2 separate regions of the Homo sapiens genome follow, and region 1 is linked to region 2. A link is a contact called in ENCODE Hi-C or POLR2A ChIA-PET data. All regions are on one chromosome and are shown on one strand. The core of a region is the stretch at or near the end of the contact, and the rest is flanking DNA. Distances in the headings are between cores, read along the strand shown.

Region 1 (4,677 bases), core at 274-2,773, 72 kb after region 2:
CAAAGGCCCACTCTGGCTCTGGGGCAGATGGGTTCCCACCCCTATGCGGTAGGATACCACAGGCTGATAGCATCTCAGGTTGGGCAATGGGGCCTGCACGCGCAGGCAGCCACCAGGAGGGACTCGTTCCGCAGCATTCCCGGGACCAGGGGTGGGCAGAGGTGGGGGGACGTGCAGTGGTGGGTGTTGGCCCTCTGCCAAGCTGAGCCTGGGCCTGTTTGCTGAAGCCGGGGAGGGGGCAGGGGTTGGGGGTCCCGCAGGGACACGTGCTCTGATGGGGAAGACAGGCCTCACCCTTGGGGGTTCCCAGTCCGATGGAAAAGACCTAGCTTCCACCCAGGGTCGTCGGGGGAGACATTGGTCTAGAGGGGGCAGTGGCTGTCCCCCATTCTGCTTCCTCCTCCTCCCTCAGGAAGGCTGCTTCCCATTTCCTTCCTGCCTGCCTTTGCTTCCTGTGCCCACCCTCCAGCTCTGAAGGACTGGGTGTGGAAACAGCAGGGTCTGGCGTGTGTGCACCTATGTGTGCACGTGTGTGCATGTGCGTGCACTGCAGGGATGTGGCTGACCCACAGGTCTCTGCTGTGGGAAGGGAGCCCCGGCTGGGCTCGAGTGTGGCCCTCTTGCCTTCTGGCCTGTGAACTGGGCAAGTGACCTTGCCTCGCCCAGTCCTCAGGTTCCTCATCTGTGATGGGCTGGGGGCATCAGGAAGACCCCTGCGAGCTTGGGGGTGGATGAGAGTGCTGTGCGTGGCTGGTGGTGGGGTTGGAGAGCAGTGGTCACGTGTGGGTGTGGGTGTGGTATGTCTGTGTGGTGTATGGGTGTGCGTGTGGTGTGTGTGTGATATGTCTGTGGTGTGGTATGTGTGGTGTGGTATGTCTCTGTGTGTCTGTGTGTGTATGTCTGCATGGTTTGTGTGCACGTGTGTGTGCATGGTTCTCGTGTTCTGATGCCTTGCTCTAGGTTGAAGCCCTGGAGGGAAGGTAAGTCACTCCCTTTAGAGACTCTAGCTTGCTGTGTGGCCTCTGGCGCTGCTCTCTGGGTCTCTGTCTCCCCACCCTTAAGAGGAGGCCAGAATGGTTTGGTGGAGTTCGGTCCTGCCTGTCTTGGGCCCAGCCCTGGGCTGCACAAGGGACGGAGGAAGGACTCAGCCATTGCCACTACCCAAGCCAGAGGAGCCAGTGGGCCTGGGGATGCCCCTCGGCTCCGACATGCCTGCCTCGGAGCTGTCTGCCCTTCCCCAGACCCCCTCCCTCCTGCTTGACCCTGAGGGGCTGTGGCAGGTCGGAGATGTCCTTTGCTTCTGAGGGGCTGCTGCACCCTGAGTCCTAGGCCAGCTTGTCTCTGGGGGCCTGGGACCCCAGTGATGCTGGGGAGGGTCCGCCTGGGCAGGAGTCTCAGGTCTTCCTGGGAGGACTGGGCTGCGGTGTGTGAGTCTCCTCTGCCTCTGAGCAGCCTCCCCCGTGCCTCCACTCTGCCTCCTCCAGCCGCCACGCTCTGGTCTGGAGGGTAAAGAGGCTCTGTGTTTACAGACACCTCCCGCCCGGCCTCCGGCGCCAGCGGAACATGAGTCAAGCATGACTTCGTCTAGAAGGTGATTGTGCTGGCAAAGCATAAATCCCGGCCCCTCCTGCCCCCCAGCCTATAAATAAAGCGATCATATTTATAATGATGCTGGGCAGAGCTGCCAGGCCCTTCACAGCTTCAAAGTGCTTCACAAAACACTCGCTAATTAATTCTCGGCTGCCCTGGCGGAGGAGGCAGGTGCCAAGGAGCCCAGCTCCAGGCACCTGGGGAGAACTGGCAGCAAGGCCCCTCGCTCAGGGCCACCCTTGTCTGGGGCTCCCCATGCCCTGGGGCTACCTCTGAGCAGGAGAAAATCCCTGGCACCGGGCCGGGCTGGCGCGTGGGGTGGGAGGCTCCGGTGACAGCTCTGAGCACCTCCAGGCCCCCCGTGTGCTGGCGCTTCCTCTTGGAGCCATCCTGGGGGTGGGCGCTGTCATTTTCATCTTACGGATGAGGGAGCCGAGGCACAGAGAGGTCAGGGGACTTGGCCGGGGCCACACGGCTGCTTGGGCTGTGGCAGGCTAGCAGGCTCTGTGGGGCTGGGGTTGTCGGATCCCAGGGCCTGCAGCTTTAGGCTGCTCACTGTCTTGAGCGCTCAGCCCTGCCCCTTTGGCTCTCAGAGCCTCAGCTTCCCCACTGGGAAGACAGCAGTGCCAGCTATGTCTTGGCACTGAGACTTTAGAATTCTGCCCTTGCTGCCCATCCTTAGGGTCTCAGGGACCTGGGCCAGTGGAGGTGCCGTACCCCTCAGCTCAGATGCTGGCTGAGATCTGCGTGTGCGGGGGCTTCCTGCCCCGGGGGCTGCTCAGCGTGGGTGGGGTCGGCTCTATAGGCTCAGGACCCTGTATGGAGGGTCGTGTCAGTAGTGACCCCGCCCCGGATGAGCACCGCCCTCTGGAGGGCTCATGGAAGTCCCATGTGGGGGCTGACCGGAGCCTTCTGCAGCCTCTGCCAGACCCTTGCCATTTGCCCACCAGCCCTGCTCCCCATCCTGCCCCCACCCACCATCAGGTTTCCAGTAGGGCCAGGCCTGTGCATGCCGACTGCGGGGTCCCTGGCTGGCTCCTCTGCCTGGTTGGTGTATCCTGAAGCTGGGGATGGGCCTCCCCGCCTGAGTCTCCCTGTGTGGGCGGAAGTCCCTCGCTCAAGCCAGTGGGCCATGCAGGAAACTGTTGGCACAGGGTGGCTGAGAGGCATCCACGTGGGGCTGTTACAGAGCTGTGGCGGCATGAAGGGAATCAGGGCAGGACTGGGGACCCTGGGCCCGGGGGTGTGAAGGGAGGGGCTTGCAGAGCCCCGAGACGGCTGCTCAGTGGGAGCTGTAGCTTCAGGAGAAAGTGGCGGCTGACACCGTGGCGGGTAGGGGCAGGGAGGGTGCCACAGGCACAGATATGTTCTCCCACCGTTTGCCAAACCCATCTGGAAGCCAGAGGGTGGGAGGGTGGGATGGGACATGGTCAGTCCATGGGTGGCTGGTGCCTGTGAGTACCCCAGGTGTTCTGCCCACCATCGAGACATCCTAGAGGGGCTGGGATGAGCCCCGCCACAGGCCCAGAGAGGTGGCAGCTTCAGGAACCCCTCTGCCAGGCCATACCCTTGGGCCCTTAGGAGGGCACCATCCTAGGCCTCAGACCAGGAGGAGAAGGGGCCTGGGTCAGGGACTACCCAGCCCAGCACACTGGCAGGAGGGCACAAGGGAGGGAGGAACTGGCCCCAGGTCCATGTCTGAGCTCGGAGGAGATACGGTGGGAAGGGCATTTCCAGGGCGAGAGTGGAGAGGCCTTGACTGGAGTAGGGGCGTGGAGCTGTGCTGGACAGAGGTGGCCGCAGGACCCCATGGTCGCTGTTGCTTTTCTGGCTCTGCGGTTTACTCACTTAGACCAGTCATTTTCTCTCTCAGCCATAGTTTTCTCACCGGTACAATGGGGTAATGTGAGTGCCCGCCCTGTGGGGCGGTGTTGGGGTTGTTGGGTGGTGGATGGAACAGAAGGAGGTGGTGGGGTTGGGGACCAGAGCCCCAGCTCAGGACTTTCAGGGAAGGGGACGTGTCTCGGGGGAACCGCCCATAAGCCAAGTGGACTCTTCTATCCAAATTCCATCTGGGTCCTAGCCTGTCCCCCGGCACTTGGGATCCCCAGATAGGCTGACAGAGGGGCTGAGGTGGCTTCCTCAGTGTTCAAAGTGGACAGTCGAGGAAGGCAAATCCAGGTGGAGGTAAGCTGGGGGCGGGAGGAGCCTCATGCGCCTGGGCAGCCAGGGCTCATGCCTCAGGCCCCTTTGCTGAGCGCCCACCCCCAGGGCTGATGAGAGTCAGCTGACCGGAGCCCATGCCTGGTGCAGATCCTGCTGCCTGCAAGCATCGCTCTATTTTGTCATAATGCTCGGCTTCTGGTTCCCCCCGAGTGGCTGCTTCCTGGGACAGATTGAAAGGCATCTCGGTGCCCTGCATGGGGCATGGTCGGTGGAGCTGGGTGGGCCGTCTCTGTGTGGCCAGGGTGGGGCCGGGCGCCTGCCCTCCATTTCTGGCAGGGCCCAGTGTCCTTGGGAGGGGCGTGGGGTCTGCAGGTGCACGGTTTCCTGATTGCCCAGGTGTCTCTGAGCCTGTCCCTCCCCCGCCCCCCGCCGCAGGTTCCCCTTGCCCAGGCCCTCAGCCAGCACGGGTGCCCCTGTGCTGCCTCATGAGCGTGCTCTGCTCTGCTTCTGGGCCTTTGCAGGGATCGTGTCTCCAGCCTGAGCCATGATTCCTCTGCAACCTCCTCTTCCAGTCACATTGACACCTCTTCCAGGAAGGCTTCCTGGTTCTCCCTGAGTCCATAGACCGTCAGGACCTTTCTCGCCCCATGTTGGGGTCCCTGCTGCACTGTCTCCTTCCAGGCCCCAGGCAGGCTCCTGGTGTGAACATTGATTGGAATTAATGAGAGTTGGCCTCTGTTCTCAGAGCACACAACCACACGGAGGCCAGGCCTGGGGCAGAGATGGGGTCTCCATCACCCAGTGCTGGTGGGGATGCTGGTGTTGTGGGTGAGTTGGCTGGGAGCTGGCACCACCCGGCCAGGACAGCCTTCCCTGGGAGCCACTGGCCGGGCTGAGCGTGGGGCTCACCTGCGCCTCCCG
Region 2 (5,024 bases), core at 2,375-4,874:
ACGGAGGGCCCCTCTGTCCAGAGCCGCTCTGAGGATGCGACAGGCAGGTCCTTGCCCTCGTGGGCTGCCAGGCCAGCGGGGGAGATGGGCGGTCAGCGGCAGCCACAGACGACGTAGGGCTCAGGAAGGGCATGGAGGGAAACGCTGGGCAGTGACCACAGGGAGGGACAGAGGTGTCAGGAGCCCTGACAGAAGACAAGCATGTGGTTCTGCTGCACTGTCCCGGGGCCTCCCTGGGCCTCCCTCTGGCTGGTAGCACGGGCAGGTGTGTGGGGCACGGCCATCGCCAGGCATTCGACCCCTGCTGGCTCATTCTTGGCTCCCTGTGGCTGCCGTGGGACATGGTTTCTAAAGAACAAATGCCAGCTGTGGCGCTGAAAGGGCCTCCTCATGTCAGGGTGCCCCTGGCTGCAGGACACAGGCCACTTCTGGTCCCAGATTGACGGGCCTCCAGCCCAAGTGGCACCTGGGTCCCTCTGACCTGGGCTGGCATCCCCCAGGCCATGGGGTCACAGGGGAGGTCACTGCCACTCTTGCTGGCTGGGAGAGGCGTGTCCCCACGTGCGTCTGGCCGCAGTCAGTGGCCAGGACCTGCCTGCGTGTGGACAGTTAGGCCTCCTGCCTAGGAAGCAGTGATGCTTGCCGGCTGCTGGTGGGGGCAGGGGAGGGGCTGGCTGCCGGATCCCACGCAGCCTGGACGTGGCTGATAAGCTGTGAACTCATTATCGGAGGGGGCAGCTGGTGCCCCTCTCCCTGCAGCCGGCACCCCAGCCTTGCCCTGGGGCCAGACCCCTGCACTGTGCCCAGCCTTGCGGGTGAGACTGGGGGAGCGAGCAGGCCTCTGTTGGGACTTGGGAGTCTCCAGGGTCCCCCAGAGCCCAGAGATCCTCCCTCCAGGACTCTGGAGACAGCCGCCGTTCTGCCCTCCCTGCTGACCCCTCTGCCCTCCCTCAGGTCTGCCTGGCCGCCTTTCTGAGAACAAGGAGCCGATTGTTGTCACCACTGCTGTCTGCCTCCTGCTGTGGATGCCTTGCTTGGCGCTGGCAGTGCCCACACCGGCAGGGACCTGGGGACTTGGAGCCGGACCTAGGTCGCCGGCCGTGTGCCTGGTGTCGGGGCAGGGCTGGTGGTCACCCCCCCTGGGGTTGGCCCCGTGGGCTCAGGGCCCTGCCTCCCTGTGCCCTGTCCGTAGGGACCCTCTCATGCCCTCTGGCCAGCCTGGAGAGCTCTTGGCAGAAAGGCCAGGACTGAGGTGGCTGGCATGGCGCCTCCCGCGCTGTTCCTCCCTCCCTGCCTGGCCTTCAGGGGCGCGTCGTCCTCCCCAGACCCTCCTCTGTCTGCGTGTGAGCCCGTGAGCCTGTGTGGGCTTATGTGTGTGGCTGGGATTCCAGCCAGGGTTTGTGCGCGTGAGCCTCTGTCTGCGTGTGAGCCCGTGAGCCTGTGTGTGAGAGTGTGTGGGTGCCATGCCTGTGTGAGTGTGTGCCTGTGTGTGAGCCTGTGTGTGGGTGTGCATGCCCACGCCCTTGTGTGAGTGTGTGTGAGTCTGTGTGTGTGTGTGTGTGAGCCCGTGTGTGTGTGAGTCTCTGCATACCCATGGCCTTTTGTGAGCCTGTGTGTGTGAGCCTGTGCGTGTGTTTCTGTGTGAGTCTCTGTGTGTGTGAGCCTGTGCGTGTGTCTGTGTGTGTGCCTGTGTGTGTGTGAGCCTGTGTGTGTGTGTGTCTCTGTGTGTGTGCCTGTGTGTGTTTGAGCCTGTGTGTGTGTGTCTATGTGTGAGATCCCGTGTGTGTCTGTGCACACCCATGCCCTTGTGTGAGCCTGTGTGTATGAGTCTGTGTGTAAGCCTCTGTGTGTGTGTGTGTGTGAGTCTGTGTGTGTGTGAGCCCATGTGTGTGTGTCTGTGAACATCCATGCCCTTGTGTGAGCCTGTGTGTGTCTGTGTGTGAACCTGTGTGTATGTGAGTGTGCACGCCTGTGCTCTTGTGTGAGCCTGTCTGTGTGCACCCGTGCATGTGTGTTCCTCTGTGCACATCTGTGTCCATGTCTGAGCCTGTATCTGTGTGCACCCATGTCTGTGTCCCTCTGTCCCTGTCCCTGTGTGAGTGTGTATCCGTGTGCACTTGTGTCCTCGTGTCTCCCTGTGCCCGTGCTGTGTCGGCATGTGTGCCTGTGTGTGCTTCTGTGTGTCTTGTGCCCCACACCTTCTGATGGCTTGTGCCTGCGGGTCCAGGTTTGAGACTGGCCACTGCCCGTGCTGTCCGGCTCCCTCCTTAGCTAAGGGTCCTGAGGGCTCGGGGTCCAGGACAGGAGAATGAGAAGCTGTAGGGGGCTGTGGAGGGCTGCAGGCAGATATATGTTCTAGAAAGACTTTGGCCATCGTGGGGATGGTGGTTTGGGGCAGACCAGTGATGCCACCCACTGACCTTTCAGCCAGTTCCCAGGAAGTGTCACAGGGGTGATAATTGTCCAGCCAGGAGTGAGGGCCGAGGGGCTTTAGGAAGTGCCAGGGAGCACTCTGAAGCAGTATGTTTTGGTCTAAGTGGGGCTCACGTGGCACCGGCTCACTGCCTGCCCTCTGGCCTACAGCGTGGCAGGTATCACCGACCACCCGAAGCACTCAGATCCCTTTCTGCAGGCACCCAGGCAGACGGTCTCGGTGCATGAGCCTCGATGCACGCCTCGGCCCGCAGCTGCCTTCTTGAGCAATGCCAGCAGTGCCTAAGCCACATGCCGTCCAGGCTGAGCAGGTAGATTGGATGTGTGAGCTGTGGCCCAAGCGGTCCTCCCTGGCCCTCTAGCTGGGGTGTCTCAGCTCCGGGAGCAAGGAGCCTGTCTTCTGCGGAATTCTGCGCCCTGGGAGAATGAGCTGAGCCAATCCTGAAGCCAGGGTCAGTCACACACGCTTTGGTGCGAATGAGCCTCATGTGAACCCTGGAAAGGCCTCGCAGGAAAGGAGAGGAAGGAAGGCTTCCTCTAATTGTGTGGATGAGGAAATTGAGGTCTGAGAGCGGCATGGCTGGCAAGCGGGGCGAGCTGACAGCCAGGCTGTCTCCTGACCCTGGCCTCGTGCCCTCACCTCTTGACGGCCCACCTTGGGGCGGAGTGAGAGCACAGATGGGAGGGTCCTGGTGGGGACAGGGAGAGGTGGGTGGCTGGAGCTGTGACCGCAGGCCCCGCCGTGGGTGGTGGTACCTGGAGTGTGTGCCCAGCACAGCATGGCACGCTCCCTCGTTCCCTGCACCCCAGTGCTGATGAGGAGGCCGAGCTACAGATAGGGGCTCAGCTGCTTGCCCAATATCATGTGGCCAGTTAACAGCAGAGTCGGGATTTGAACCCAGATTCTTGGGACTCTTCTTTGAGCCACTTCCAGCCTGGGGTTCTGGCGTGTGGTTGGAGTCCTGGGGGCTGCTAGGGTGGGGGGACATTCCTCCTCTGGGAGGAACCTGGAGCCGAGCCCTCCCTGCTGGCTGGGGAGGGGCCTTGCTTCCTACACAAACAACCAGGCCTGGCTGGAGCCATTTTATTTTTATTTCCTATTTTTACTTCCCCGTTGGCTCTTTTTAGCAACTCTGGGTGAGATAGGCCCCCGCCCTCCAGTCTCCACCCGGCTTCCTGGCCCAGGCCAGGACCTTGGAGGAGGCGTGGGCATGGGTGGCCCAGGGTTGGGCTGGCTCGCAGCTTGGCCGGCACACACCTGGTGGCAGAGCTCCTCTCTTTCTGGGAGCTCCAGGGCGGCTGGCCTCTTCCCGCCCTCCATGGGGAGCACCATGGGGCATGCATGGTGGCAGGGGAATGTCTTGGTGTGTGACTGTTTGTTGCCACCCCTCCTCTGGGTCTTGGCCTGAGGTTGGAGTTTGGGAGGTAGAGGCACTGGGCGGTGTGGTCTTGGAGCTGGGTGCGTGACTGGCAGCGTCACTGCCTGGGGCCTGGCTGGGCAGGGCTGGGCTTGGGTTTGTTGAGGCTCTGCCCACTACTGGCCTGGCCCCACTTGCTGAGGGTCCGCTGTGCTCCAGGGTCTGTGAAGCCCAACCCTGGGGGTAGGGGCTGTCAGAGCATCCGGCTAGCTGGAGCCTGCCTGTGGTGGGTGTTGCTGGCTGGGGGACATGAAGACCCCGAATGAGGAGGCGTCTCCCTGAAGGCGCTCTGCTGGGCCCGGGGTGGGGGCTCTCGTGCTGGCATTTGGTGGGTAGTGAGTTCTGAACTGTGAGATCAGGCTGGAGAAAGCCCTGGACCCACTGTGGATCCCAGGCCAGAGTGAGGGCAGGGGCGGGGGTCCGGGTCGAGGACTAGCAAGCCACAGTGCACCAGGTGCCCCGGTACCAGCTTGTGCCAAGCCCATTGCCCTCCCAGAACCCTGGGGGAGGGAGTTGCCCTCATTTACAGAGGGGGCCTGGGCTCAGAGAGGCTGAGCCGATCTTCAAGGCCACACAGCTTGTGGGCATGGAGGGGCCGATCCTTGCCCTTTCCCTGCCAGGAAACTGAGGCACAGAGAGCAGGGGTCCCCCAGGTGGTCAGGCCCCAGAGGCTTGCACTTGGGATGGCGTGCTGTGCGCCCTCTTCCTGCCATCAGCGGGGGGCAGTGGGTTGGTGCAGGCAGAGTGGTAACAGCAAGCTGTGGGCAAGGGACTGCTTGGGAGCTGCTGTGAGCCCAGGCAGGTGGTGGGGCTGCGGGGCTGCGGGAGGAGGCCCCTGTGGTTCCCACAGGGCCATGTGTGGTCTCCAGGGCTGAGATGGCTGGTGTGGGCCGCCCTGACCTGGTGGGTTTGGGGGAACCTGGCCCCATAGGAGAGTGGACAGCGCCGCGGAGGAGGCTGCCTACCTGCCTTCCTGGCCCTTCCTGCTCTGGCTGGCTCAGCAGGTTGAGCGCAGGTGGTGGCTGTGGCCCTGCCACCACCACAGTGACCTTCCCTTTGTATGTGAGTGATGTGGGTGGCATGACTGCGGATGCAGGCACGTGTGGGTGCTGGGGATTGTCTGGTAATCCTTTGATTAGAGGCCAGGAAACCCAATCCCGCAGCCTAGGCAGT

The links. Hi-C counts contacts between places; a loop is a spot of excess contacts on that map. ChIA-PET counts read pairs that join two places held with the same protein, here RNA polymerase II (POLR2A). Pooled maps may share reads with other maps.
Region 1: a loop to region 2 is called in a map of endothelial cell of umbilical vein, with 4 times the contacts of the local background. The contact joins two enhancer-like sites. A Hi-C loop is called at or near these places in 17 of 168 maps with a recorded cell type or tissue (CD14-positive monocyte, IMR-90, PC-9 and 10 more) and 10 of 50 pooled maps. POLR2A ChIA-PET finds 5 or more read pairs at or near these places in 6 of 52 experiments (A549, A673, HEK293T and 3 more).

Annotation. Positions count from the first base shown.
Region 1 is chr9:134,412,473-134,417,149 of GRCh38, forward strand. All of the region lies in intron 4 of RXRA (retinoid X receptor alpha), which reads left to right. Among named protein-coding and RNA genes, the nearest start is that of MIR4669, 35 kb to the left of the region's middle. Within about 2 kb of position 1,524, at least 15 of the 41 ENCODE cell types and tissues checked have a DNase peak (open chromatin) inside an H3K27ac peak, as active enhancers do; they include endothelial cell of umbilical vein, heart left ventricle, heart right ventricle and 1 more, where a contact is called at or near this core.
Region 2 is chr9:134,337,972-134,342,995 of GRCh38, forward strand. The region is part of intron 1 of RXRA (retinoid X receptor alpha); the gene reads left to right. Among named protein-coding and RNA genes, the nearest start is that of RXRA, 14 kb to the left of the region's middle. Within about 2 kb of position 3,625, at least 20 of the 41 ENCODE cell types and tissues checked have a DNase peak (open chromatin) inside an H3K27ac peak, as active enhancers do; they include endothelial cell of umbilical vein, heart left ventricle, heart right ventricle and 1 more, where a contact is called at or near this core.